Regions from separate parts of the Homo sapiens genome. Here all the other regions are linked to region 3. A link is a loop called in an ENCODE intact Hi-C map of the cell type or tissue named here. Cell type or tissue: endothelial cell of umbilical vein. All regions are shown on one strand. Links, peaks and the distances in the headings refer to the core of each region. The heading gives the core; the rest is flanking DNA. Region 1 has its middle 26 kb from the start of FAM220A. Region 2 overlaps USP42 (ubiquitin specific peptidase 42). Region 3 overlaps CYTH3 (cytohesin 3). Region 4 has its middle 30 kb from the start of CYTH3.

Region 1 (6,980 bases), core at 1,397-6,396, 70 kb before region 3:
AGCTGAGGCAGGAGGATCGCTTGAGCCCAGGAGCTTGAGGCTGCAGTGAACTATGATCACACCACTGCACTCCAGCCTGGGTGACAGAGACTCAGTCTCAGGAAAATAAAAAATAATAAAAAATTAAAAACCATCATTAATCAGATAAATTTAAAAAAACATCTGACGGCTGGGCGCAGTGGTGCATGCCTGTAACCCCAGCACTTTGGGAGGCCGAGGTGGGTGGATCACCTGAAGTCAGGAGTTTGAGACCAGTGAAACCCCGTCTCTACTAAAAATGCAAAATTAGCCAGGTGTGGTGGTGCACGCTTGTAATTCCAGCCACTCAGGAGGCTGAGGCAGGAGAATCGCTTGAACTCAGAAGGCGGAGGTTGCAGTGAGCCGAGATCGTGCCATTGCACTCTAGCCTGGGCAATAGAGCAAGACTCTGTCTCAAAAAAAAAAAAAAAAAAAATCTGACTACTTTCATTTGCCCTTTAAGCCCTACAAACCATTCATTGAGAGCTGTAGTCTGTATGAGAAACATTTGGAATAGATTTTCAAAGGTGCTTGCTTAGGAATGGTAAACTTCGTAGGATAATTTTTTTTCTGCAATCAGTAGTCTTGCTTTATCAAGGTATATCAAGACTTTTAACAAAGTGTTTTGGTTGAGTTGGGGGGGCATGTTCCAGGTGGCCTGTTGTGTCTGAGAAGTCCTTGAGTGTGATGCTTTCTTATTTTTATTGCATTTTGTTTTGTTTATTTTATTTTAGACAGGGTCTCGCTCTGTCACCCAGGCTGGAGTGCAGTGGCACAATCTCGGCTCACCGCAACCTCCGCCTCTCGGGTTCAAGGAATTCTCGTGCCTCAGCCTCTTGAGTAGCTGGGATTACAGGCGCCCCACCATGCCCAGTTAATTTTTGTATTTTTAGTAGAGACGGGGTTTCGCCATATTAACCAGGCTGGTCTTGAATTCCTGACATCAAGTGATCCATCTGCCTTGGCCACCCAAAGTGCTGGGATTAGAGGTGTGAGCCACCTCACTCGGATGTATATATATATACTATTTTTATATCGAGATGGGGGTCTTGATATGTTGCCCGGGTTCCTGCTGCCTCAGCCTCCTAAAGTGCTGGGATTACAGGCATGAGTGCCACTCTGCCTGGCTTGCTTTTAGTTGTTTTTAAGGCAGTGGATTCAACCTGTTTTGTTTTTCCTTGTTTGCCTCCTAAGAGTTCTGATTCTGGGTGGTGCATAACTGGCTCACACCTGGAATCCCAGCACTTTGGGAGGCAGAGGCAGGTGGATTACTTGAGCTCAGGAGTTCTAGGCCAGCCTGGGCAACATAGCAAGACCATCTCTACAAAAATACAAAAAATTAGCTGGATGTGGTGGCGCGCATCTGTAGTTCCAGCTACTCAGGAGACTGAGGAAGGATCACTTGGGCCTGGGAGATTGAGGCCGCGGTGAACTGTGATTGCCCCCACTACACTCCTGCCTGGGTGACAGGAAGAGATCCTATGTCAAAAACACCCCCAAAAACCCCACAAAGAGTTCTGATTATGCTCTAAGAAAAAAAAGATCAGTAATTGGAAGATTACTAAGTAGGCTCTGTTTTTGTTGTTGTTGTTGTTTTTCTGAGGCAGAGTCTCGCTCTGTCGCCCAGGCTGGAGTGCATGGCACAATCCCAGCTCACTGCAACCCCTGCATCCTGGGTTCAAGTGATTTTCCTGCCTCAGCCTCCTGAGTATCTGGGATTACAGGCGCCCGCCACCGTGCACAGCTAATTTTTGTATTTTTAGTAGAGACAGGTTTTCACCATGTTGGTCAGGCTGGTCTTGAATTCCTGACCTCGTGATCTGCTCGCCTCAGCCTCCCAAAGTGCTGGGATTTCAGGCACAAGTCACCGCACCCGGCCCTGTTTCTGTTTTTCAGAAAGGGTCTTGCTCCATTGCCCAGGTTGGAGTGCAGTGGTGCAATCATAGCTCACTGCAGCCTCCACCTCCTGGGTTCAAGTGATCCCCCTACCTCAGCCTCCTGAGTAGCTGGTACTACAGATATACACTGCCACACCCGGGTAATTTTTTAATTTTTTGTAGGAACGGGGTCTCACTGTGTTGCCCAGTCTGGTCTCCAACTCCTGAGCTCAAGCAATCTGCCTGCCTCAGCCTCCCAAAGTGCTGGGATTACAGGTGTCAGCCACCACACCCAGCCAGAAAGCAGTATTTCTTTTCACACTCCCATATTCCAAGACTTATGACTCATGCTTGTTCAGGAAAACCTATTATGTGAGGGTGAGCTGAGAAAAGAGGGGAGTTTGGTTGATTTTAAATGCAGGTGCTTTGTTCCGTGTCTTAATTCATCTGGAAATTGAGAATGCGGCCGTAGGAGAACAGTGCTTTTTAGCTTTGTGTTGTGATGCCTTTGGGAAAGTGGGAGGAGTAGGTTAAGTCACAGGCAGATTCATTGTTAAACAAATGTTCATGGTTTCCTACTGCACGGTGTAAAAGCAAGGTTTGGCAAATACGTGAATTTAAAAATGTTTAAGCATTTGGAATTTCCATTAAAATCAGCTTCTCCTGGCTGGGGAGGGTGGCCCATGCCTGTAGTCCCAGCATTTTGGGAGGCTGAGGCAGGAGGATCACTTGAGGCTAGGAGTTCCAGACCAGCCAGAGGAACATAGGGAGACCCCCATCTCTTAATTATAATTAACTAACTTATTCATTTATTTATTTATGAGACAGAGTTTCACTCTTGTCGCCCAAGCTGGAGTGCAGTGGCATAATCTCAGCTCACTGCAACCTCTGCCTCCTGGGTTCAAGAGATTCTCCTGCCTCAGCCTCCTGAGTAGCTGGGATGACAGGCATGTGCCACCACACCTGGCTAATTTTTTCATATTTTTAATAGAGATGGGGTTTCACCATGTTGGCCAGGTTGGTCTTGAACTCCTGACATCAAGTGATCCGCCCGCCTCGGCCTCCCAAAGTGCTGGGATTACAGGTGTGAGCCACTGTGCCCGGCCTAATAATGCTTATTTTTGAAGTGATACGGGCATATATATTTATATATATTGTGTTTAAGTTGGCAGATGAGGTCATGTGTCATTGGAGGATGCCAAGTAATCACTTAGTTTAAGTGACCTTTATTCTGGGCAAATTTTAAGCTAGAATGCGAAAGTCTCACCTCCCTCTGAAGGTGAAAGACTGAAGCAGGCTGCACTGGATGGAACGCTGATGCCGGATAGACTGTTTTGTGAATCTCATGGTAATTTATGTGGCTGCATAATAATTTGGGAGGAGTGGATGAGGTTGGGAAGAAAGCCCCGGGGCTGTGCCCGTGAGGTTCGCGTTGACCACAAGAGGGAGCCATGTGTTCACCTAGGGAGTGTGCTGTTTTGGGATGTTTTTATGGTTATTTTGTTTAGCCAAATTCTTAAGCAAAAATTAACATAAAAACGTCAGACTTAGTTTAGTATGGGTTGTTAACGCAAGTGTGTGTAATGTATCAAACCTTACAACAAGATCGTAACTATTTCCTTTTTTAAATTTAAAATTTTTTTGTAGAGATAAGTTCTCACTATGTTGTCCAGACTGGTCCCCAAATAACAGGCTCAAGCAATCCTTCCACCTTGGCATCCCAAAGTGCTGGGATTACAAGTGTGAACAACTGTACCCAACCCAGCTGCAGCTCTTTATTTATTTGTTCACTTAATTTATTTTGAGACGGAGCTTCACTCTTGTTGCCCAGGCTGAAGTGCAATGGCACGATCTCGGCTCACTGCAACCTCTGCCTCCCAGGTTCAAGCAAAATTCTCCTGCCTCAGCCTCCCGAGTAGCTGGGATTACAGGTGCCCACCACCACGCCTGGCTAATTTTTAGTAGAGATGGGGTTTCACCATGTTGGCCAGGCTGGTCTCGAACTCTTGACCTCAAGTGATCCGCCTGACTCGGCCTCCCAAAGTGCTGGGATTTCAGGCATGAGCCACTGCACCCGGCCCAGCTGCAGCTCTTTAATTCAATACCCATAGGTGGTGCTTAAAGAAAGAAGATAAATGTGATAGAAAAGTAAAATGTATTTTTGTGTTTATTTTTTATTTTGGTGCATGGCTTTCAGTAAGAAACCACATTTTCACACTGCACCAACACGAACAGTAGTTTTAGGGCCAGGTGTGGTGGCTCACGCCTGTAATCCCAACACTTTGGGAGGACAAGGTGGGAGGACTACTTGAGGCCAGGCATTCCAGATCAGCCTGGGCAACACAGTGAGACCCCATGTCTACCAAAAAAATAAATAAAATGATATAAAATAAGATAAAAATTTAAAAGAGCAGTAGTTTTCTTCAGAGTGGGCTGGTCAGAATTTTCACTTCTGCCAAGGATGTTCACAGGCTCCCAATGTTGGGAGCTTTTCTGGGCCCTTTCAGGTGGATGGGGCAGGGGCAGGGAGGACCTGTGCTGATTTGCGGGCCCACAGTGCGTTCCTCCTCAGCCTGTTCCTTTGCATGAGAGCCTCTTAGATGCCCTTACAGGGAAATCTGTGACACAGAACAAGTCCATTATGGCTGAGCATGGTGGCTCATGCTGGTAATCCCAACACCTTGGGAGGCCAAGGTGAGAGGATTGCTTGAACCTGGGAGGCTGAGGCTGCAATGAGCCGTGATCATGCCACTGCCCTCCATCCTGCAAGGGAGAGCGAGACCCTATCTCAAGAAAAAAAAAAAGTCAATTTTTTACTATAGAAATCACAACTTTAAATTTCTTTTGTGGCTTGTAGTGAAACATGCTTAAAATGTTGGAATCTACTAAAAAAGATTGAGAACTGCTATTGTATTATTCTATAACATCAATAAATGATTGCTCTTTCTTTTCTTTTATTTATTTAATTTTTTTGAGATGGAGTCTCGCTCTGTTGCCCAGGCTGGGGTGCAGTGGCGAGATCCGGCTCACCACAACCTCCGCCTCCCAGGTTCACGCCTTTCTCCTGCCTAAGCCTCCCGAGTGGCTGGGATTACAGGCGCCCACCACCGCACCCAGCTAATTTTTTGTTATTTTTAGTAGAGACGGGGATTCACCATGTGCAGGATGGTCTCGATCTCTTGACCTCGTGATCTGCCTGCCTCGGCCTCACAAAGTGCTGGGATAACAGGCGTGAGCCACCGTGCCTGGCTAATTTTTGTATTTTTAGTAGAGATGGGGGTTTCACCATGTTGGAACAGACTGGTCTTGAACTGCTGACCTCAGGTGATCCTCCGGCCTCGGCCTCCCAAAGAGCTGGGATTACAGGCATGAGCCACTGCGTCTGGCCAGGTATAAGTATATTATAAAATCATATCTTTCTGTTATAAAAGCTCATATCTTTATGCACATAGTTCTCTCCCATATTCACTATTCTTCTAATATATGTTATTAAGAGATAAACTGACAATAGTGGCATAATTCCTAAGAATATTTCATCTGCAGTCAGGCAACTGATGATCTTAACAGCTAATAGCAGCTATTCATTGAGCTCCCACCTCTAGGTGTGAACAGGTGGTGAAGCTGCTGGGTGTAATATTATCTCATCTTCAGAACAGTCCTGAAAAGCAGTCGTTTTCATTTTCCTGCTGAAGACATGGAGGTGAGGTCACTGCTCAGAACTGGCAGAGCTGGGAGTTGCTTGTTTGTTTTTTGAGACAGGGTCTCACTCTGTCACCCAGGTTGGAGTGCAGTGGCACCAACATTGCTCATTGCAGCCTCAAACTCCTGGGCTCAAGTGATCCTCCTGCCTCAGCCTCCTGAGTGGCTGGAACTACAGGCTTTTGCCACCATGCCTGGCTAATTTTTAATGTTTTTGGCAGAGATGGGAGTGTCTCACCATGTTGCCCAGGCTGGTCTCAACCTCTTGGTTGGCCTCAAGTGATCCTCTCACCTCGGCTTCCCAAAGTGCTGAGATTACAGGCATGAACCATCACACTCAGCTTACTGTCTTTTATTTATTATTGTTATTATTTTTTGAGACAGAGTTTTTCCTCTTGTCACCCAGGCTGGAGTGCAGTGGTGCGATCTTGGCTTGCTGCAACCTCCGCCTCCTGGGTTTAAGTGATTCTCCTGCCTCAGCCTCCTGAGTAGCTGGGACTACAGACGTGCACCACCGCACTCGGCTAATTTTTGTATTTTTAGTAGACATGGGGTTTCACCATGTTGGGCAGGATGGTCTCGATCTCCTGATCTCATGATCCGCCTGCCTCAGCCTCCCAAAGTTCTGGGATTACAGGCATGGGCCACCGTGCCTGGCACCACTGTCTTTCATTATTATTATTATCATTATTATTTATTTATTTATTTATTTATTTACTTTTTTGAGATGGAGTCTTACTCTGTCACCCAGGCTGGTGTGCAGTGGTGCGATCTTGGCTCACTGCAACTTCCACCTCCTGGGTTCAGGCGATTCTCCTGCCTCAGCGTTCCAAGTAGCTGGGATTATAGGCACGCACCACCATGCCCGGCTAATTTTTGTATTTTTAGTAGAGACGTGGGTTTCCACCATGTTGGCCTGGCTGGTCTCGAACTCCTGACCTCAAATGAGCCACCTTCCTCAGCCTCCCAAAGTGCTGGGATCAGGCGTGAGCCATTGTGCCTGGCTGCTAATTTATTTATTTATTTATTTATTTTTTTTTTTTTTGAGATGTAGTCTCACTCTGTTGCCCAGGCTGGAGTGCAGTGGTGCGATCTCGGCTTACTGCAAGCTCCGTCTCCCAGGTTCACACTATTCTCCTGCCTCAGCCTCCTGAGTAGCTGGGACTACAGGTGCCCGCCACCATGCCTGGCTAACTTTTTTTTTTTTGTATTTTTAGTAGAAACGGGGTTTCACCGTGTTAGCCAGGATGGTTTCGATCTCCTGATCTCGTGATCCGCCCGCCTTGGCCTCCCAAAGTGCTGGGATTACAGGCGTGAGCCACTGCGCCTAGCCGCCTGGCTGCTAATTTTTAATAAATAAAATTTGAAATTCAGTTCCCCACTTAC
Region 2 (7,658 bases), core at 1,663-6,662, 93 kb after region 3:
GCAGCGTTTCATACAGGTCAGCAGGTTAGACCGGCTTTTGACCATATTCATCGCTATTTAAAACCTGTGGCAAAATGAACGCTTATTTTACAGACTTTCTAATTTGACCAGATTTCTTAATGAATAGACACAGAATTAACTAAAAACAGTCTCACCCCATGTAGTGCGCCGTGTCCTGAGAGAGGTGCCCTCCCTACGAGGAGGGAAGAACAGGCCCTGGGGTGCAGAGGCCCGGCACGTAGAGAACCCAGATAGACGCCGGTGGTGGAACTGGTCAAACTCCACGCCCGCCTGGGAGGTTGTCAGGTTGCTGTGGATGTAAGGATAGGAGGTGCCCAGTGCTCCGCTCAAGGAAGGCTGGATCTGGGCCCCACCTACAGAGAGGGCTCAGGGCTGGACCGGGGGCATTGTGTGCTTGGGCCGACCCGGGCCGGTGGCAGACGCTGTTCTCTGTCGGGAGATTTGCGTCCCCAGGACCCTGTTACACAGTGGGCTGTTGGGTTGGTGGCTGGCTTTTCCTCTATGGACTTCCTCTTCCTGCCCCACCTGCATAGGCACACACACCTTGAATCTGCACCCTCTGGAGGGCATCTGTACTCCTGTGCAAAATGCCCAGTCCAGAGACAAAACCTCAGACTTTGTGCACCTAGGTTTCCTTCTCAGCAGCGGAGACTGTTCTTTGAGTTGCCTTGAAGTGGAGGCCGAGCGGCTGCGGGCCCTTCGCCTCCCTGCGGCTGACCTTGATGTAGCTTTAAGTCACACTAGACTGCAGAGGGGTCCGAGGCCAGAAACCCCTGTCCTGCATCAGACTTTCATTCCCACGTTCTTAGGCTTTGTTACTGATACCTCAAATCGGAAGTTTTAGTTCTGAGAAAGGCAAGTCAGCGTTCTTGAAATGCCTGACTGGTAGATATGCAACTCTGGCCTCCAGTCTTCCATGAAAATAAATGCTGCCTGGACCCCCACCCAGACCACACACTGACGGCCGGCTCCGGCGGTGCCCACCCCTCAGGCTGGCCCGGCACCCAAGACTGGCCACAGCCAGCTCTGTCAGCATGTTGTGCTCGGACAAGCTGTTTCCTTCTTCTGACCAACCCAGGTGTGACCTGGGGATGCAGAGCTTTCTGTTTTGGGTGTTGGGAGAAGCAGCAGGAAGGAGTCGCCAGATGATCAAGCTCCCCCTTTGCTGTCATCTGTGAATGAGCTTCGCCAGGTGGTGGGCACCTGGGAGCCATGCAGAGGCTGTGGTGCTGAGTTAGACTCCAGGTACTTTGTGGTCAAAGGAAATCGCCTAGCTCCAGGCTGTGTTAGGACAGTATTAGCATGAAGGCTGTGCGACCATCATGCCTGCTGATCCTTGAGGCAGGCCTGGTCCAGAAAACTCTGGGTCAGTGACTGCGCAGGGCCAGCCGCTACCAGGACGGCCCTGAAACAGGACACATCTGTTTTTTGTCCCTCACCCTGGGCAGGCCGCGTCACAATCACAGTCCTCCTCCTCCCCACCCTGACGTCTGAGCGCAGGGCTTGAATTGTTAGTCCCAACTCTGGCCAAAGATACTTTTTTCCAGAGACAGAGGCCAGGAGGCAGTGAGGGGAGCCCCGCGGGGAGGCGGCGGCGACTGCCACAGCCCTTCCAGCCTGTCTTGCTGGCCGCCCTGGTTCATATTTGAGTTTAATTGTACTGACCCTGGACCCAGATAAGCAGCAACTTTGTGTCTTTGGGGTCACAGAACATTTTGGGGCAGTTTAATGTGGTACCAAACTGAAAATAGGAGCTATTTATAGATGGAGCAGCACTTAGTGCTTCATAGAAAGCAATGCCTATTTTTAAAGTTACAAACGCAGATATCTACATAGATATGCTTTGCTGAGAAGTTAGGTCTGTGGTAGACCAGAAACCACAAATTGACTTTTTTTCTTAGAAAATATTTCTATTTGCGGTAAATATAGTAATATGTAAATAATGTACATCTGTTGATTTCTGGAGTGTCTGTTATTCAATGATGTATATACTCCCACAGCTCGCATGAAGGAACAGCCTCTATTGATACTTGGTTGTAAAGTGAAGTAAGATTGGAGGGTGGATGGCTGTCAGAGCTCTTGCAGATACTGTGTTCACTAAATAAAAATCACATGTATTGTTAAAACAAGCCTAAGACTTGGTTCTTTAAAACAGATATTGTTGGGTCCAGCAAACACCCCTCCAATTTTCCTTTGCCCGTCCGAGGTGGGATGGCCTGGCCGAAGGTGCCGACTTCGGCAGGAGCACTTACTTGAAGGTTTTAAGAAAGTGAATTCAGATGATGACAGGAAGGAGTCTGGAAGCAAATGGGGAAAACAACAGTAAAAAGACGCCAAGTGTGTGATTTGCTGCCATTTATATACTATAGAAATTTTACATGCTGTATATTTACAGTGGGGCAAGTGCTTTTTTAATCTTTAGAAAAACAAAGATCAAACTTTAAACATCTCTGAACAACACAAACTGTATAAACCATACAGATTATTCAGATACAAACTGTATTAAATACAGTTTTCCCCACTCCATCTCCTGATGCAGGACCAGTGAATTATAAGTGTATCACAGTTTGATAGCATATCCATATTAAAAATAAAATCACAGTATGATTGTGTCTGTAACTAGAAACTCGAAGGGACCAAGCAGACAACGGAGACTCCAGTATCAGTGAAGACAAGAGACGCTGTATCAAAAAGTGTTGTGTAATAGAAACATACTGTCGGCTTTACAAATCATGTCTGGGTTATACATTCATAATGTAAATACTCATCATAACTGGGAAATTGATTGATTGGAACAGTTCCACAAAGTTCAAAAACAGAACTTGTCTATAAAATACATCTTCAAATCTTGAATACAACTAAAATAAGCAAATTAGTTTCTAGTATCAGACATTACAGAAAACAGACTGCTCTCCAAAGTCTAGGTGAGAGCTTGTGAGTTTTTAAATAAGTCTTTAAATTAAATATACACACTGTCAGTTTGTACTTTTGACAATTCCATGGTCTCCCGGTTGGTCTTGCACCAGATGTCTAACTTGGAGGAACATTACATGAAATACAAGTAATCGACCTGAGTCTGTAATTAAGCAGCATTTGAGATGTTCTATTCCAGGGCATTATTTCAATGGGATTTATATACACGGTATTTTACAATGGTCAGCAGTGGTAGAAAGTGTTCGTCCATTCGGAATAAGGGTAATTAAGAAAAGGTAAAAACTAAAAAAAAAGTTCTCCATGGTAAAATCTGTACAGTATTTACTAAAGAAGCACCACGCAGATTGGAACAGAGTTATTGTCTATCTTTATAATTTAAGCTGGGCTGGGGATGGCTTCTGTTGAACGCGTTGAATCTGAAAGACAAGAGGCGCAGGGTTAGTGAGTTGGAGGCAGGCGGCGGCGTGTAGGGCTTATTCCCGGACGCCCTGCCAGCTGCTCCCGAAGGCTGGGGAAGCTCTTCCTTGAGGAGATCACTCTGCCTTCTCTGCCTTCCTGAGTGGAAATGAGGGAACTGGCGGTGCGGGCAGCTCAGCCAGGGAGGCGCCATCTGCTGGGCCCGGCCACCACCCGCCCCAGATGCCTCCTCCACCTCCATCCTCACAGCCCCTCACTCAGGAAGTTTAGCTCCTTAATTAGGGTTGGGCCTCTCCCTTGAGGACACATTGATAAAGCCTGTTAATTAACGGCCAATTAATCCACAGACTCTTCACTTGGCAATTCATTTTAAATTCCTCTTGCTGACTACATGTGACAGACACATTTGGACAAAGTTTCCTTTCAAGGGAAAAATGGTTCACTGTCCCCTCTAGCTCCACAAGGGTCAGGTATAAAACCAGTGACTCTCCCAGGACCGCTGTGTGAAGTGATCCAACAAAGCCCCACAGCTCCGAGGTCCTGATCTGCCGCCCGGCCCTGGGCCACCTTCCTATGGTTTTGTACGGTGGCTGCTGGGGGGGTGCTGGCTCCAGCTCAGTGCCACCTCGGGGCGCAGACAGCAGCACAGGGGACGGGACGGACGAGGGAGCAAGGCTCCGCTCTCCTGAGTGAGGTGCCTGTGCTGGGGACCGGGCCTCTCCCTTCCCAGATGTTTATCAAAGGCCCGTGGGCTCTGCCGCTGTGAGCCGGGTTGGCTTTTCCCAAGTGAGGCACAAGGGAACAGGGCGACTCTGCCTGCGTGAAGGATGCGGGTCTTCCCCAGCCAGTAATGCAAACGTGATGAGGTGGAGGGTCTAGGTCTGTCCCCAAGCGCGTGGCCTGGGTCTGGGCTGGCTGGGAACCTGCCGGGGCCTCTCCATGGCTCTGCCAACTCCTATGAGCCCAGCCCCCAGGCAGAGCCGCAGAATTAAAACTCCTCTGCCTGCGTCCCCTCAGCGCCACCACAAACAATGAGGAAACAGACAGGAAAACAGCTTACCATAACTAGTGAATTTTTTGTTTTGAGGCTGAGTTTTCAATCACCTAGAAAGCAAAGGTCAGGAAAGAGATTTTAATGATGGTTGCAAAATCGCCAGGGCCTCTGCTGTGTGTGTGCGTTAAGTGGCTATGGTCAGAGTCACTGCGGTTCCCTGTGAGCGCCTGAGGCCACTCCCCAGTGAGGTGAGCAGGGATGTCCCAGCGCTCAGCGGCTGCTCCCAGGGTTTTACTGATGTCAAAGGGTTTACGTGATGACTGAGGGCTCCATCCAACCCACACGCAGCCTGATGTTAGAACAGATATCAGGCCCAAGAACTGAACTGGGCGGAACAGAGCCAGAGGAGGAGTTTGAAAGAGAAAGACAAGGGGCCGAAGTCCAGGGTAGAGGGGGACCCGCAGGACCACAGGACGCTGGGTGAGGCGGGGCCGGGCAGCGGCCTTCTCAGAAGGACAAGAAAGGCTCCTCAGTCTGCTCGCAGCAGAAGCGCCAGCTGCAAACCCTGTCATCGGTGCAGTGGGACGGGGACGGAAACACAGGGCCACCACACAGACAACGCCTGACCACAGCACCCGAGACACGAGGCAAACAAGATCACGTTCAACCTCCCTCCCGCTGGACCAGCTGCCTCGGGGGCCATCACTGTCTCCCAGTAGCCCCAGCTGGAAGCCCATGATCCTGGGAGCCTGCACCACACTCAGAATGAGCCCATCCACTGCATCCTCGGATCCTCGGGTACCAAGCAGCCCTCACGAATCTCCTTCCCCGATTCGCTGAAATGGGAACGCAAAACCAATTCTGAAATGTCCAGAACGTCTACAAGGCCCGCAGGCAACCCGTCCTCACCGGCAGTGCTGGTGCCTGTCCTCATCTCCGGCTGTTTCCCCAGCACTCCATGGGCAAATGTCCCCCATGGGGCTCACCCCGCAACCCCCAGCTCTCTCTCACACACTCTAAGGACCGTTTACCCCTCAATCAACAATGCATGCTGGCTCTGGGCTGCTGGGAGGGACAGGCCTTCCCCAGAACACACAGCTCCACCTAACCCACAACTCAGCCGAGAAGCAAAAGGCCTCAGGGCAGCCCTGAAGATTCGTCAAAAGCCCCTGGGAGGAGGGGATGCGCTTCACACGTGAACACAAACAATGGGCGTCCAGGCAGGGGTGACAAACCCTTTCTGTCAAGGGGCAATAATAAACATTTTCCGCTTTGCGAGCCACACGGTCCCTGCCCTGCCGCAGCCACTCACCTCTGCCAGGCAGTGACAGCGAAGCCGCCAGACAGCGTGGGAACGCACCTGGCTGCGCCCCAATCAAGCCACAGACACTGAGGTCTGAATTTCACATCATTTTCATGTGAAACGCATTGTTCTTTGGGATTATTTCCAACCACTTAAAAAGGTTAAAACCATTCTTAACTCCAAGTTCATACAAAGTCTGGTGACTGGCCGAAGTTGGCCCCAGGGCTGCAGTTTGCCAGCCTCCGCTCTAGGTCCACTGACTCGAGTGACATCCGCTTCTAACAGGCTCACAGCTCCTCTCGAGGGTGAGCGGTCACCGGACACCAACGGGAGAGGAAGTGGGGGGCTGCCTCAAGTGCAGTAAGAGCACAGCGTGTGGCCACAGGACGGAGACACAGCCCCACAGGGCAGAAGAGAATCCAGGACACCTGGCAGGGGCAGCCAGCGCTCTGCCACATGGAGGCCTCTGCAGTGTCACTCAAGCAGAGGCTGGTGCCCACGCTTCTAAGGAACCAAGCGAGCAAATCAGTACCGAGCATCAGGGTGCACTCAGAATGCTACAGGTTTAAGGATTCGGGAGAGTAACGTATACGCTGCAAAAGTATTTCTATCAAAAATGCTTTAAAACCAAGAGTTCTCGAGACCATCCTGGCTAACACGGTGAAACACCGTCTCTACTAAAAACACAAAATTTAGCCGGGCGTGGTGGCGGGCGCCTGTAGTCCCGGCTACTCAGGAGGCTGAGGCAGGAGAACAGCATGAACCTGGGAGGCAGAGGTTGCAGTGAGCTGAGATCGCCGCCACTGCACTCCAGCCTGGGCAATAGAGCAAGACTCCGTCTCAAAAAATAAAATAAATAAAATAAAATAAAATAAAACCAAACCAAACCAAGAGTTCTGGTCCTTTGCAAGGCAAAGTCAGATGCCTAGAGCTGTACGTTCCAGGGCTTTGGTGACACAGGTAGTGCTGCCCTCAGTCCTGTGTCACTTAGGCCTTCAATAAACGCTAAGGGCTTAACTGTGCAACGGAACCACACTGCAGGGATGAGCACTGAGGCCAGACCAGGCAGGGCAGGGGTGCTCTGAGTAACTGTGCCCTTTGATGCCACCTGAGGTTTTCTTTCTACATGTTAATCACCTTTGCAAAGAAAATGTATTAAGAAATAGTTTCTATCTTCCTAATTCCAAGTATCTCCTCTTACCCTGGCCATACTCAAAGAGACGACACCTGTCATCCCTGCTTTCCATCCGTAAGTGTTTCGTTTTCTCACGGAAAGGTCCGACGCCTTCCAGAGGCGGGCCACCAGAGAGAGGAAAGCCACCCTGGGCTCTCCGGAACTGGGCGACAGTCTCCAAGCTGGTGACCCTGGGTAAGTGCAGTTCTGAATCTTTAACAAAGTCCTCTGATTTTCTTGAATGTCTCTTCTTTTTCTTCTTCTTTTTTTTGTGTCTGTGGAGGTCAGCGTCAGAGCACGCTGCTGAGAGGTCTGAGTCCTGCTGATGCCTGCAGAAGGAAAAGCCAGAATTCAAAACCCTAAAACACAAAACCACCAGCAGCAGACCCTGGAGCTTGGCCTTTCCACCCATTCACCGAGAACATTCACTGTGCAGACACGCACAATTCTTATCTAATTAGCCACGTAGGCCAGGTATGGTGGCGCACACCTGTAGTCCCAGCTACTCGGGAGGCTGAAGCAGGAGGATCACTTGAGCCCAGGAGATTGAGGCTGCAGTGAGCTACGACTGCAACACCGCACTCCAGCCTGGGCAACAGAGCAAGACCCTGTCTCAAAAATTTAACAAGTTTGCCTTCACTGTAATGACTGTTTCAGTCCAGGGCCATAAATTCACCAACTTTAGCTCCATCCTGAACAGTCCCATCTCTGCTTCAGCTTTCTCAGGAACTAAGGCTGTTGGACAAACACTGCAGGGAGGATTCTGCTAACTTTTCCCGAAACCAGTAGTTACTTGAAGGGAAAGGAAATACTAA
Region 3 (7,658 bases), core at 1,017-6,016:
AACCTGGAAGGCGGAGCTTGTAGTGAGCAGAGATCGCGCCACTGCACTTCAGCCTGGGTGACAGAGGGAGATTCCATCTCAAAAAAAAAAAAAAAAAAAAAAACAGATTAAAGGTCAAACTTGGGTAGTCACACTAACCTGAGCGTCTCCCCCACATAGGGAGTCTGTAAGTCCTTAATTTCATAAGAGACTTGAAGTAGAAGCTGTTTTCTCCTGATGTCCCCAACATATCCCTCCCTCCCTATCTTGATGAGGTGCTGGACCCCCAGGACTACTGCAGTGCTGTGGTGGGGGCCTTTCTGGTCCTCAGCCCAGCTTCTTCACGGCCGACTCTGTTGGGATGCATCATGCTGGAGATAACTATGTAGCCATTCCTTCCTAAATAGTCTTAGTCCTGTGGGATTGGAGAGGCCCTCTTTTCCCTTGGGGTCTCTAGGAATTAGGATTTCAGAACTTTTCCCTGTTTGCTATATCAGGTCAGCCATTGAGGATATTTCGGGTAATTCCCCTTGTTCAAGGCAGAATATTGTCATCTATAATGTTAATGGTTCTGAGAATTTGTATTCATACTTTCTGTATGCTTACATAAGTTTGTTTAAACATTTGAGCCTGATTGGTGTTGACAAATATTTGGTATTGACATATTTTTAAGTAAATATCTGCAGCTCTGTCATTTCTAGCCTTGTGATTTTGTGTAAGTTACTTAATCTCCCTAAGCTGTTAAAAAACCGAAGTGAAATTATTTATATGAAGAATTTATCAAAAATCTCGACGATTGTAATAGTAGGCATTCAAAACTGTTAGTCATCAGTGTGTTAAGCCTCTGGCCTGCCTGTCTTTACATACTGAGTAGAGTGAGTTGGAAGAATTGTTTTATTTGGGCTGAGGAATAACTGATGATTGGCAATATGATTATTATATCTTTTCTTCCCAACTTTGTATTTTGAAAATGTTCAAATCTACAGAAAAGTTGAAGGAATGGTACGATGAATCCTATATGTCTTTCACCTAAATTCACCAGCTGCTAACATTTGGCCACATTTGCTTGTCTGTCTTTGTATTACAATTTGTGTGTGTGTGACTGAACCCATTTGAAAGCAAGATACAAACATGGGCAGGTGCGATGGCTCACGCCTATAATCCCAGCACTTTGGGAGGCCAAGGTGCGCAGATTGTTTGAGGTCAGGAGTTCGAGACCAGCCTGGCCAACATGGTGAAAGCCTGTCTCTACTAAAAATACAAAAAATTAGCCGAGCATTGTGGTATGCGCCTGTAATCCCAGCTTCTTGGGAGGCTGAGGCATGAGAATAGCTTGAGCCTGGGAGGCGGAGGTTGCAGTGAGCTGAGATCACGCCACTGCACTCCAGCCTAGACGACAGAACGAGACTCCGTCTCAAAAAGTTACAAACATCATAACGCTTTTCAAAGAAATACTTTAGCACTCGTCTTCTAAGGACATTCTCCTACATAACTACAGCCGTTATCATTCTTAAGATAACTAACAGTCATTCCATAATATTGTTCCAAAATAGTACACATTCTGCTTTCCCCAGTTGTTACCAAAATGTTTTTATAGCTTTCTTTTTTTTTTAAACCTATCTAGGCTCTAATTAAGATTTACACCTTCTATTTAGTTATCTTTTATCAGTCTTATTTTTGTTGTTGTTTGTTTGTTTTTGAGGTGGAGTCTTGCTCTGTGGCCAGGGCTGGAGTGCAGTGGTGCGATCTCTCAGCTCACTTCAACCTCCGTCTCCCGGGTTCACGTGATTCTCCTGCCTCACCCTCCTGAGTAGTTGGGATTATAGGTGCCTGCCACTGCACCTGGCCTCCTTTCTTTATTTTTTATTTTATTTATTTATTTTTATTTTTGAGACAGAGTCTCACTCTGTCACCCAGGCTGGAGTGCAGTGGCATGATCTTGGCTCACTGCAACCGCTGCCTCCCGGGTTCAAGTGATTCTCCTGCCTCACCCTCCCGAGTAGTTGGGATTACAGGTGCCTGCCACTGCACCTGGCCTCTTTTGTTTATTTATTTATTTTTATTTTTGAGACAGCATCTCACTCTGTCACCCAGGCTGGAGTGCAGTCTCATGATCTCGGCTCACTGCAACTTCCGCCTCCCGGGTTCAAGTGATTCTCCTGCCTCAACCTCCCCAGTAGCTGGGACTACAGGTGCCTACTACCACGCCCGGCTAATTTTTGTATTTTTAGTAGAGATAGGGTTTCATCAAATTGGCCAGGCTGGTCTCAAACTCCTGACCTTGTGATCTGCCCGCCTTGGCCTCCCAAAGTGTTGGGATTACAGGCGTGAGCCACCGTGCCCGGCTGTTTTTAATTTTAAAATGTGTTTTGGTGGCTGGGTGCGATGGATCAGGCTGGTAATTTCAGCACTTTGAGAGGCCGAGGCAGGCGGATCACTTGAGGCCAGGAGTTCAAGACCAGCCTGGCCAACATGGTGAAACCCTATCTCTACTAAAAATACAAAAAAATTAACTGGGCATGGTGCTGCATACCTGAAATCTCAAGCTGAGGCACGAGAATTGCTTGAACCCAGGAGGCAGAGGTTGCAGTGAGCCAAGGTTCTGCCAGTGCACTCCAGCCTGGGTGAACACAGTATGACTCTGTCTCAAAAAAAAAAAAAAAAAATTGTTTTCGTGACACCTTTTTGAAGAGTCCAGGCTTATTGTCTAATATCATTATTTGCATCCTATAGACTAGATTGCATGTGTAAGCAGAATTGATAAGTGCTTCAGTTTCTTTAATTTTTTAATTGTAAATATGTTAAAAATCATTTTGATTCAAGGTAAAAGTGACATTCATTTTTCTTGTTCTTTGGTAAGTGTGGATTAAGTTGGTAACCAGAAGGAGTTACGGAGTGGTTCAGATGTCAGTGGAATGTGTGTGTGGGTAAATTTGGAACAAGCATCCACAGTGGTTTCTCAGACTCACACCCATCCGGAGGTAGTTATCTGGCTTAACATAGTGAGGATTTTATTTTAATATTTGGCCATGGTTTTATAAAGAAATGAACTTAACAATTGGAAAATTTAGTAAGACAAACTATATTTACATAATTTTCAAGAGATACTTTTGCTGTCAGATCCTTGGATGAAGACTAAACCTTAAATCTCTCAGGAATGCATCTTTTTCTTCTTCCCTCCCTCAACACTTTCCTATTGATTTAAAAAAAGAGCTTTAACTGCAGCTGAGACTAATACAGGATCCAGCTGTAGCTTTTTTGTTGTTGTTCATGTATCCGGTGATGGGCACAGCAAACTCATTGTATGAAAAGCCAATAAAGGAAAGGGCAGGGTGGGAAAAAAAATGACACTCCTCTAAAAGTATTCAAGAAATAGCAACAGGGTCTCGGAGTCTCCCTTTCAGATGACTGATTTAAATTCCATTCTAAAGTATTAATTTTGTTCGTGACTAGTCTAGAAGGCATTTTAATTTTCCCTTTTAATTATGTACACGCCACGTAACCAGAGAGTATATGTGAGGCTGACACATTATTTTCCTTGGAGGCAGAAAATAGTAAAGCATGAGAACCCAGAGAACTAAACGCTCCTCTTGTAAAATAGGGCAAAGATTCTTCAAAATACTGTTCATGTTCATGCTGGTATAGAGATAGCAAGGATCTGTGAAAGAAAGCCAGTTTCTCTTAAATTTGTTCAGTAGTACTCAAATTTATGCATTTACCATACAGCAAATAAATTCAGAATCAGTAGTTCAATCAAACTACATTCCACATTTGCCTATCTGTTTCAGTGTAATTTCTATAAAAGATTTGCATCTTCTGCTCTGTCTTAACAGGACCAGGTCCATATCACCATCCTGTAGCTGAAAATGAATTATGTTTTAAAGTGGTTTTTATGATCAATGTAATGATCATAAGACTAGTGATTTTCACATACTTATCTCAAGCATTTTGTTTTTCTTTTTTCACATTAAGGGGGTCAGATTTCTCATATTTCTTGTAATTGTAGCCAGACGTCCTGTTTGGGGACTATTAAATACCAATGGTGCCTGTGAAGAACTCATGCGATTCTGTGGTAACCATCTGAGTTATTCTTTGTAGATTTGATTTTATGGACAGGCCTCTTTGAAGTCCTGTACTCTATTTTTAGAAGCTCTTTTTTACGTTTCCGTGGTTCAGGGCATCAGTCATAAACATATTTATTATTCAGCACAAAAATGTTGTTCAGTGTCTTAAGGCTGTTTAAACTTTACGGAAATAATAAACCAGTGGCACTTCAGTGGATGTAATATATGAGCACTACTGAACAAATTTAAGGGCGGAGAATTTTGCGGTCCTTCACAGATTGCTGCTCTGTCTGCGCCGCCATGAACGGTATTTTGAAGAATCCTTTCCTATTTTACACTGAGAGGGTTCCGTCTCCATGCTTCTCACACGTTTTGATTTTCTGCCTCCCACTGAAAGAAACGCTTTTGTAGCCCTTCAAGAAACTTCCTACATGTCTCCCCTCCTTCTCTCCTGCCTCATTATTACTCCTTTAAAGAAAAAAAAAAAAAAGAATAGTCTGATAGCTTTCTTTTCAGATTTATTTTATTTTATTTATTTTTTTTGAGACGGTGTTTCGCTCTTGTTGCCCAGGCTGGAGTGCAATGGCGTGATCTCGGCTCACTGCAACCTCCGCCACCTGGATTCACGCGATTCTCCTGCTTCAACTTCTGAAGTAGCTGAGACTACAGGCGCCCGCCACCACGTCCAGCTAATTTTTCTATTTTTAGTGGAGATGGGGTTTTACCATGTTGGCCAGGCTGGTCTTGAACTCCTGACCTCAGTCCACCCGCCTTGGCCTCCCAAAGTGCTGGGATTACAGGCGTGAGCCACTGAGCCCGGCTCTTCTCAGATTTATGTATGATTGGTTTGCTGCTCTGTGTTGTAGCAGAGACCCTGTGCTCTGAAGTAATTTCTGATCCAGTGAAATATTACAGGAGCGAGGGACTGTGCACCTTCAGTGTATTTGGTAATAAAGCACCTATTCTCTTTTTAGAAATCACTATAATCCACATGCCATTATAGTCATCCTTTTAAATTACACAATTGAATGGCTTTTAGTATATTCATAAAGTTGTGCGACCATCAGCACTATCTAATTTTAGAACATTTTTATCACTTCAAAAAGAACCTGGGCCCCATTAGCTGTCATCCCCTCCTCTGCAACCCCTGGCAGTCATTCATTGACTTTTTGTTTCCATGGACATGTCACGTAAATGGAATCATAGAATATGTGGTCTTCTGTGTTTGGCATTTTTCACTCAGCAGGTTCATCCATGTTGTGGCATGAGTCATTTTCCCAGGTTCATCCGTGTTGCAGCTCGATTCAGTGTCAGTGTCTGTGCTTCTCCTGTGGGTGGAACTGAGACTTGGATTGGTTTTAGTGTTGGGAGTGGTCAGAGAGGTTTTGCTCACCTCTGTCACATGGTTGAATCTGTGGCTGTGTGCTATCTTGAAGGTTTTTAGGTTTGCTTGTGTTTTCTTCCTATTGAAAAGGTTGAAGTTTATTTTAACCCGTATTATTTGAAGGACCACATCAAATCCTTGCTATTGAAATCCTTTAGTTGATAATCTTATGAACAGTTGCATCTGGAGTAGAATCATGTTGTCTGTAGAAAGTTTTTACTCTCTCTGAAGACCAATAGTGGGTTCAAGAAACAGAATTCCCCAAGGGAGCCATACTGAAATCTGTTAACAGAAGCGTGAAGAGTCTACTTCTCGGGGATTCCAGTGTGATCCCAGTGGTGGACATAGGACAACAAATTTCCATCCCCTGTTCACCCCAAAATCTCGACAAATGACAGGGAAGAGACTGGGATGGGGGGCAAGTGGGGAGAAGTTGGTCAAAGCGTACAGTCTTGCATTTGTAAGATGAATAAATTCTGGAGACCTCATGTACAGCCCTGTGACTACAGTTAGAGATAACGTATTGTATGCTTGAAATTTGCAGAGTGATTTTAAGTATTCTCACTACACAAGCACAAGGTAACTATGTGAGGCGAGAGGTATGTTAATCTTCCTGACTGTGGTCATCATTTCACAGTGTCTCCTTAATCAAGACATCGAGATGTACACCTTGAATATATCCAATTTTTAGTTGTCAATTGTATCTCAACGTAGGTGGGGAAAAAAGAGCCTGGGAAGGGACCTTTTGCAAAGGATAGAGTGTAACACACTTTTGGAAGGAAACTACAAATGGGAAACCTATAAGCAGATAAAACAGAAGGAGGGTTTAGAGTAAGCAGGAGCAGCTTCTGGGCAGCCCCTCACGGGGCTGTGCTCAGACTAGTTAGTGTTTGGATTTTGGGTTCTGTTGGTGATCGTGGAAATTGTGCTGCAAATAAGGAGAATTCAAAGGCCCTCCGAAGCCACTGTGCTGGGAGGGTTTTCTACACTCTTCTCTGTCCTTTCCTGTTCCTCTTGTTTTGAGGAGTCTACAGCATTTTACCCATAAGCAAATTTTCTTTACAGAGATTGGATTCCTTGCCTGGGGAGAATTGGAACTCAATGGGTGTGTACCAACACCCCAAGTAAAGCTTTTTAACATTTTTGTTTGTTTGTTTTGTTTATGCGGCTTCTCCAGTAAAGGGCCCTATCTTTTTCATCCCCAAGAGAAGCCCTCCAGTGGACAAGCTGTGCTCACAAACACAGAACATAGTGAACCTTCCCATTTGAAAGGGAAATCGAGTGAGAAAAGTTACCTACACGCAACACCAAAGGAAGACATAGCTAGCTTCATCGCATTTTTAAATGTGTACAAACAGCAAGGACCTCCAGATGGATGAAAAAACCCAACAGCGTGAAAGAGAAAATTTAAAATAAAATTTCTATAGAAACAGAGAAAGCTGACATCAAAAGAATTCAGAAGATAGAACACTGAAAAATGGTCATTGGCAACTTCCAGGAAGATGTGACTTGGGCACTAGGCTTTGTCTCACTTCTTACCTCCCCTCCCTTGAATCACCAGATCCCCATGGAAGTGATTGAGAAAAAGAGAGATGAAAAGCTGAATCAGAATAGATAGTGGGATCAGGGTGAAGAAATACCAGGGCCTGACTCATCACTCTGTTTCCTTAGAACTCAGTGCAGGGTTGTGAGGAACATATGGAGATGTGGTGTTGGCTGTGCTAATTTGGGAGAGCAGAGAGCGAGGGAGGCCTGATGACCCTGAGTGGCCACGGGCAGCCGGGGTGGGCTTGTGCAGCAGCGATATTGATGAGCAGCTGAACTGGGAGGCCAGAGGACACACGCGGCTTCAACACGCTCAAAACTGCTAGAGCTTCTCCTGGGCGCCACAGTCCTCCTTCCTGGTGCATTGGGTGGCATCCCACCCATCTGGAGTGGAAGCCAGGTCTAGACAGGGAGAGTTAGATGCAGAAACTAGAAAACAAAAGCAACACGATAGGCTCAGAGAAGGAGGCTCCCAGAGCTGACGTTCCCTTGAAGATGGACCACATCTCTGAATAGGCAGTGCAGTTTATATATGCATCCTCCAGCCTATAAACTTAGAGTTAGAAAACAGCAACAATAAAAACCCACCAACGTTTAGCAGCATTCTGAGGAGGAGGTCCAGCTATTCTTTTTTTTTTTTTTGGCTGGGGGGGGGTTGGGGGAGGATGGGTCTAAATACTATTGTT
Region 4 (7,658 bases), core at 1,169-6,168, 50 kb before region 3:
TGGGTAATTTATAAAGAATTAATAAAGGTTTAATGGACTCACAGTTTCACATGGCTGGGGAGCTCTCACAATCATGGTGGAAGGCGAAGCAGGAGCAAAGGCACATCTTACATGGCAGCAGGCCAAGAGGGTATGTGCAGGGGAACTCCCCTTTATAAAACCATCAGGTCTCATTTGAGGTCAGGAGTTCAAGACCAGCCTCACCAACATGGCAAAACCCTGTCTCTACTAAAAATACAAAAATTAGCTGGGTGGCCAGGAGTGGTGCCTCACACCTGTAATCCCAGCACTTTGGGAGGCCGAGGTGGGCGGATCACAAGGTCAGGAGATTGAGACCATTCTGGCTGACATGGTGAAACCCCATCTCTACCTAAAAAAATACAAAAAATTAGCCGGGCGTGGTGGCAGGCACCTGTAGTCCCAGCTACTCGGGAGGCTGAGGCAGGAGAATGGCGTGAACCTGGGAGGCGGAGCTAGCAGTGAGCTGAGATTGTGCCACTGCACTCCAGCCTGGGCGACAGAGTGAGATGCCGTCTCCAAAAAACACACAAACAAAAAAAATTAGCTGGGCATAGCGGCACGTGCCTGTAATCCCAGCTACTCAGGAGGTTGAGGCAGGAGAATCGCTTGAACCCAGAAGATGGAGGTTACAGTGAGCAGAAATCATGCTACTGCACTCCAGCCTGGGTGACAGCAAGACTCTGTCTCAAAAAAAGCAAAAAGCAAAAAACAAAAAACACCAACATTTAGGGACATGGAAGTCATTGTAATGAAATACTTTAGCTCACTTTATCCCAGCACACCCCCAAGATCCTCCCTGGAAAAAAAGGGTAAAGAATGTGATAATACTCAAGAGTGTTTGATGTATTTGGAAACAGAAAAGTAGGATGTTTACTTGGGAAACGTAAATATTTGGAGTCTACCCATCTAGGAAAAATCATACATGAACCCTTTCAGGCACTGAGAATTCCAGATATAAAGATTAAAAATGATATATTTAATTGCAACATTTGCTACTTAAACATTTGGCAGCCAGGTTTGTTAGCTCACGCCTGTAATCCCAGAACTTTGGGAGGATGAGATAGGAGGATTGCTTGAGGCCAGAAGTTCAAGACCAGGCTGGACAGCATAGCGAGACCTCGTCTCTACTTAAAAAAAAAAAATAGGCCAGGCATAGTGGCTCACACCTGTAATCCCAGCACTTTGGGAGACCAAGGTGGGTGGTTCATCTGAGGTTTGGAGTTCGAGACTAGCCTGATCAAGATGGAGAAACCCCATCTCTACTAAAAATACAAAATTAGCTGGGTGTGGTGGTGCATGCCTATAATCTCGGCTACTTGAGAGGCTGAGGCAGAAGAATCTCTTGAACCCGGGAGGCAGAGGTTGTGGTGAACCGAGATCTCGCCATTGCACTCCAGCCTGGGCAACAAGAGTAAAACTCCATCTCAAAAAAAAAAAAAGGCCGGGCACAGTGGCTCACGCCTGTAATCCCAGCACTTTGGGAGGCTGAGGTGGGCAGATCACCTGACGTCAGGAGTTCGAGACCAGCCTGGCCAACATAGCAAAACCCTGGCTCTACTAAAAATACAAAAATTAGCTGGGCGTGGTGGAAGGCACCTGTAATCCCAGCTACTTGGAAGGCTGAGGCAGGAGAATCGCTTGAGCCCAGGAGCCGGAGGTTGCAGTGAGCAGAGATCGAGCCACTGCACTCCAGCCTGGGCAACAAAGCAAGACTCCGTTTCAAAAAAAAAAAAAAGAATAGCCAAGCAAGGTGGCATGTGCCTGTAGTCCCAGCTACTCAAGAGGCTGAGATGAGAGGATCATTTGAGTCCAGGAGGTCGAGGCTGCAGTGAGCCGTGATAGTGCCACTGCACTCCAGCCTGAGTGACAGAGTGAGACCCTGTCTCTAAAAAAATAAATAAATAAAAATGTGGCAGGGCACTGTGGCTCACGCCTGTGATCCCAGCACTTTGGGAGGCCAAGGTGGGTGGATCACCTAAAGTCAGGAGTTCAAGACCAGCCTGGGCAACATAGTGAAAGCCCATCTCTACTAAAAATACAAAAATTATCTGGGTGTGGTGGCGGGCGCCTGTAATCCTAGCTACTTGGGAGGCAGAGGCAGGAGAATCACTTTAGCCTGGGAGGTGGAGGTTGCAGTGAGTGGAGATCACACCATTGCACTCCAGCCTGGGCGACAGAGCGAGACTCCGTCTCAAAAAAAAGAAAAAAAAGTAAATAAAAAAATTTAAAAAAAATGTAATGCTTGCTTTTTGGCAAATACATTTTAAAGGTTGTTGCTCTTCAGAGGTTGTTTTTAACTGACCATTTGGAATATGAAACTCCAAGAGGAGCCCCTATAAATCTCATCTGTTTCAGAAATTCAAATGGGAGAACTTTGTTCTTTGTTATTTACATGATATGTGGCTAAGATCACTTTGGAAAATGTAGTAAAACTTCATAATAAACTGAACAAATAAAGAAAGCCTTTTCTAACTGGGAAACTGGAAATAACTTCTTTTTTTTTTTTTTTGATATGGAGTCTGGCTCTATTGCCCAGGCTGGAGTGCAGTGGCATGATCTTGGCTCACTGCAACCTCTACCTTCCAGGTTCAAGTGATTCTCCTGCCTCAGCCTCCCGAGTAACTGGGATTATAGGCGCCCACCACCATGCCTGGCTAATTTTTGTATTTTTGTATTTTTTGTGTTTTTTTTTTTTGAGATAGAGTCTCGCTCTGTCACCCAGGCTGGAGTGCAGTGGTGCGATCTCCGCTCACTGTAAGCTCCGCCTCCCTGGTTCAAGCCATTCTCCTGCCTCAGCCTCCCGAGTAGCTGGGACTACAGGCACCCGCCACCATGCCTGGCTATTTTTTTTGTATTTTTAGTAGCGATGGGGTTTCACCGTGTTAGCCAGTATGGTCTTGGTCTCCCAATCTCATGCCACCCTCCTCAGCCTCCCAAAGTGCTGGGATTACAGGCGTGAGCCACCATGCCGGCCTAATTTTAGTATTTTTAGTAGAGAGGGGTTTCTCCATGTTGGCCAGGGTGGTTTCGAACTCCTGACCTCAGGTGAACCGTCCGCCTTGGCCTCCCAAAGTGCTGGGATTACAGGCGTGAGTCACTGCGCCTGGCTGGAAATAACTTCTTAAATTGTCTTTTAACCATTAAGTTTTGCCTCGAATGTGGCTACTTGCCACTGTCACTTTTTTTTTTAATTTTTTTTTTAGAGCTAAGGTCTCTTGAATAAAGCTGAAAATTCTTATGTTGAAAGGTACTTCCTTCTGTTATTTTATCACCTTCCTGGTTTTGTCTAATCTCAGCGAGATTACAGTCATATTTCTTGTTCTTTTTAAGGTGCATTTAACAATTTCAAGCACAGAGTCTTTGTTCTGTGGTCTTGATGTTTTGTGTACTCCCGGACATATTTTGGGACTCTTTAAACAGAAGAATGTTTGCTTTAAATATTCTTAATGTCTTTAAACCTACTTTGTCATATTCAGCTTCTAAAATTTTCATGTGTGCTGATGAGATATTTTATTTAGAGTGTTTTGTTTTAATTAAGCCCATCTTAAGAGACATTCAATTTTTGCCAAGAATCTGCTTTCTCTCTTACAAACCAGTTATATTTGTAACATTCATAAACTAAGTTATTAGCAAAGGCGAAATTTTAGCTGCACCCCGGCTATGTCTTGCAGATTCATGGCGGAATTAAAGAGAGTAAGGGCAGGCTAAAACAAAACACGATGACAAATCAGGATGCTATAAACATGCATGACCTTTATTTTCAATATTTTCTTAAATGCGGTTTTTCCTTTTTTTTTTTTTTTTTGGAGACGGGGCTCACTCCGTTGCCCAGGTTGGAGTGCAGTGGTGCGATCTTAGCTCTCTGCAACCCCTGCCTCCTGGGCTCAAGCCATTCTTCTGCCTCAGCCTCCCGAGTAGCTGAGACTACAGGCATGTGCCACCGCACCCGGCTAATATTTGTATTTTTAGTAGAGACGGGGTTTTGCCATGTTGCCCAGACTGTAAATACTGTTTTTAAAAAATTGTTTCAGAGAACAATTTCTCATCTCTGAAAAGATCGCTAAGGGAGGTTGCTATATTTGAAAGCATTGTGTTTTATTTTTTCACTTGCATCCTTCAACTATGGAGAAAGGCTACAGTGGAAACTGCAATTCTTCCTTTGTTCAACCAGTCTGCATTTAAAAACTAAAGTTTATTTTTTTGACTATTAGAATGTATGTCCACATAGCAGAATATATAGAAAGTTCAGGAAAATAGAGGCAGGAAAATTAAAGTCATTTTACCAAAAGTAACCAATGTTATTATTTCGGTCTGTTTTGTTGGAAATATTGTACATGTAACCCTTTTCTTTTTATTATTGTCTTGTATTATTATCTTTTTTTTTTTCCTGAGACAGAGTCTCACTCTGTCACCCAGGCTGGAGTGTGGTGGCACGATCATGGCTCCCTGCGCCCTCAATCTCCTGGGCTCAAGCGATCCTCTTGCCTCAGCTTCGTATGTAGCTGGGACCACAGGTGTGCACCACCATGCCTGGCTAATTTTTAAAATTTTTTGTAGAGACAGGGTCTCACTTTGTTGCCCAGGCTGGTCTCGAACTCCTGGGCTCAAGCTATCCTCCTGCCTTGGCCTCCCAAAGTATTGGGCTTACACGCATGAGCCATAGCACCTGGCCCATATATACATTCTTTTATCCTGCTTTTTTTCTTTCTTTCTTTTTTTTTCCTCAGCCTCCCATATAGCTGGAATTACAGGAATGCACCACCATGCCCTGCTAATTTTGTACTTTTAGTAGAGACAGGGTTTTCTGCCTCAGCCTCCCAAATAGCTGGGATTACAGGCACGCACCACCACACCCTGCTAATTTTGTATTTTTAGTAGAGATGGGGTTTCACCATGTTGGTCAGGCTGGTCTCAAACTCCTGACCTCAGGTGATTCACCCGTCTCAGCCTTCCAAAGTGCTGGGACTGCAGGCGTGAACCACTGTGCCCGGCCTCTTTTTTTTCGAGACAGAGTCTTGCTCTGTCGCCCAGGCTGGAGTGCAGTGGCACGATCTCGGCTCACGGCAAGCTCTGCCTCCTGGGGTTCATGCCATTCTCCTGCCTCAGCCTCCTGAGTAGCTGGGACTACAGGCGCCCACCACCACGCCCAGCTAATTTTTTTAGTAGAGACGGGGTTTCAGTGTGTTAGCCAGGATGGTCTCCATCTCTTGACCTCATGATCCGCCAGCCTCAGCCTCCCAAAGTGCTGGGATTACAGGCGTGAGCCACCGCGCCTGGCTTTTTTTTTTTTTTTTCTTAAGAGAGGGTCCTTCTTTGTCGCCCAGGCTGGAGTGCAGTTATGTAATCATAGCTCACTGCAGCCTTGACCTCCCAGGCTCAAGTGATCCTCTCATCTCACCCTTCCCAGTAGCTGAGACCACTGCCATATGCCACCATGCCTGGGTAGTTCTTTTGTTTTGTTTTGTTTTGTTAGGTTTTTTTTTTTGAGATGGAGTCTCGCTCTGTCACCCAGGCTGGAGTGCAATGGCGTGATCTTGGCTCACTGCAACCTCCACTTCCCAGGTTCAAACAATTCTCCTGCCTCAACCTCCCGAAGAGCGGAGATTATAGGTGCCCACCACCACACCTGGCTAATTTTTTTGTATTTTTAGTAGAGACAGGTTTTCACCATGTTGGCCAGGCTGGTCTCGTACTCCTGATCTCAGGTGATCCACACGCCTCAGCCTCCCAAAGTGCTGGGATTATGGGTGTGAGCCACCATGCCCAGCCTATTTTATATGTTATTTTACATCTTTTGAGATAGTCTCACTGTGTTGCGCAGGCTGGAGTGCAGTGGCGCAATCTCGGCTCATTGCAACCTCTGCCTCTGGGGTTCAAGCAATTCTCCTGCCTCAGCCTCCAGAGTAGCTAGGATTATAGGTGTGTGCCACCATGCGTGGCTAATTTCCGTATTTTTAGTAGAGACAGAGTTTCACCATCTTGGTTAGGCTGGTCTCAAACCACTGACCTCAAGTGATCTGCCCACCTCAGCCTCCCAAAGTGCTTGGATTACAGGCATGAGCCACCGCACCTGGCCCTATTATAGATATTTTATATAAGTGGAATTGTATAATGTGTAGCTTTCTGCCTCTGGCTTCTTTCACTCAGCAGAATGTTTTCGAGCTTTATCTGCGTGGTAGCACGTGTCAGTACTTCTTTCCTTTCTATGGCTGAGAAATATTCTATGGTTTGTATACCTCAGTTTGTTTATCTGTTTGTCCATTTATGGACATTTGCGAAGTTTCCACCTTTTGACTATTGTGAATAATGCTGCTTTAAACTTGTGTGTATGTGTGTTCGTCTGAGCACCTGTTTCCTGCTCTTTTGGGTATGTACCTAGGAGTGGAATTGCTGGGTTGTACGGTAATTCTATGTTTAACTTTCTGAGGAACTGCCAGATCGTGTTTCATAGCAACTGCCCCATTTTACAATCCCTTCAGCAACATATGAGGCCTCCACATCCTCTCATGGGGATCATCTCTCTCTCTCTCTCTCTTTTTTTTTTTTGGAGACAGTGTCTCACTCTGTTACCCAGGCTGGCATGCACTGGCATGATCAGGGCTCACTGCAGCCTTGACCTCCTGGGATCAAGTCATCCTCCTGCCTCAGCCTCCCAAATAGCTGACACTACAGGTGCACACCATTTAATAATTAAAAAAAAAAAACACTAGTCTGATATGGCGGCACATGCCTGTAGGCCTACCTATTTGGGAGGCTGAGGTGAGAGGAACACTTGAGGACGGGATTTGGAAGCCTAAGTGAACTATGATCTTAATTTTTTAAAAATTAGCTTAGCCACATTCAGCTAATTTTAATTTTTTTTTGTAGAGACAGGGTGTCACGACGTTGCCCAGGCTGGTCTCGAACTCCTGGGGTCAAGTGATTCTCCCACCTTGACCTCCCAAGTGCTGGGATTACAGGAGTGACTCATCGGGCCCAGTTTTTAAAAATTTATTTTATTTTTTTGAGATGGAGTTTCGCTCTTGTTGCCCAGGCTGGAATGCAATGGTGCAATCTCGGCTCACCACAACCTCCACATCCCGGGTTCAAGCGATTCCTCTGCCTCAGCCTCCTGAGTAGCTGGGATTACAGGCATGTGCCACCATGCCTGACTAATTTTGTATTTTTAGTAGAGAAGGGTTTCTTCATCTTGGTCAGGCTGGTCTCGAATTCCTAACCTCAGGTGATCTGCCCACGTTGGCCTCCCAAAGTGCTGGGATTACAGGTGTGAGCCACCGTGCCCGGTCTTTTATTTTTTATTTTTTAAAGAGATAGAGCATGTTTAACTAGGTAACAAACCTGCCACATCCTGCACACGTATCCCAGAACTTAAAATAAAATAAAATAAAATAAAATAAAAAGATAGAGAGACTCTCACTCTTAAAAAATGGCCGGGCGCAGTGGCTCACACCTGTAATCCCAGCACTTTGGGAGGCCGAGGCTGGTGGATCACGAGGTCAGGAGATCGAGACCATCCTGGCTGACACGGTGAAACCCCGTCTCTACTAAAAATACAAAAAATTAGCTGGGCATGGTGGCGGGCACCTGTAGTCCCAGCTACTTGGGAGGCTGAGGCAGGAGAATGGCGTGAATCTGGG

The links. Hi-C counts contacts between places; a loop is a spot of excess contacts. Peaks named below come from ENCODE experiments on the same cell type or tissue, not always from the same donor. Only the 100,000 strongest peaks of a DNase experiment are listed, where the experiment ranks them.
Region 1: it touches region 3 in a loop (2.3-fold over the local background); 10 of 110 quality-filtered maps call a loop at or near these places.
Region 2: a loop joins it to region 3, with 4 times the contacts of the local background. A loop is called at or near these places in 15 of 110 quality-filtered maps.
Region 4: it touches region 3 in a loop (2.0-fold over the local background); 5 of 110 quality-filtered maps call a loop at or near these places.

Annotation. Positions count from the first base shown.
Region 1 is chr7:6,319,523-6,326,502 of GRCh38, reverse strand. No RefSeq gene overlaps it. Among named protein-coding and RNA genes, the nearest start is that of FAM220A, 26 kb to the left of the region's middle. RefSeq lists an enhancer at 2,752-3,252. In endothelial cell of umbilical vein, for the core only: a CTCF peak has its summit at 3,332 (motif pointing right); a DNase peak (open chromatin) is centred at 3,352.
Region 2 is chr7:6,156,268-6,163,925 of GRCh38, reverse strand. USP42 (ubiquitin specific peptidase 42) reads right to left here. Exons shown (of 18, transcript NM_032172.3): 16 at 6,871-7,172; 17 at 4,433-4,476; 18 at 2,362-3,371. The coding sequence ends at 4,469. CYTH3 (cytohesin 3) reads left to right here. Exons shown (of 13, transcript NM_004227.4): 13 at 1-2,147. Among named protein-coding and RNA genes, the nearest start is that of USP42, 55 kb to the right of the region's middle. In endothelial cell of umbilical vein, for the core only: a CTCF peak has its summit at 3,561 (motif pointing left); a DNase peak (open chromatin) is centred at 3,535.
Region 3 is chr7:6,248,204-6,255,861 of GRCh38, reverse strand. The region is part of intron 1 of CYTH3 (cytohesin 3); the gene reads left to right. Among named protein-coding and RNA genes, the nearest start is that of CYTH3, 21 kb to the left of the region's middle. RefSeq lists an enhancer at 5,177-5,336. In endothelial cell of umbilical vein, for the core only: no CTCF peak of the experiment used is centred there; a DNase peak (open chromatin) is centred at 3,321; H3K27ac peaks cover 510 bases.
Region 4 is chr7:6,298,751-6,306,408 of GRCh38, reverse strand. No RefSeq gene overlaps it. Among named protein-coding and RNA genes, the nearest start is that of CYTH3, 30 kb to the right of the region's middle. In endothelial cell of umbilical vein, for the core only: no CTCF peak of the experiment used is centred there; no DNase peak of the experiment used is centred there.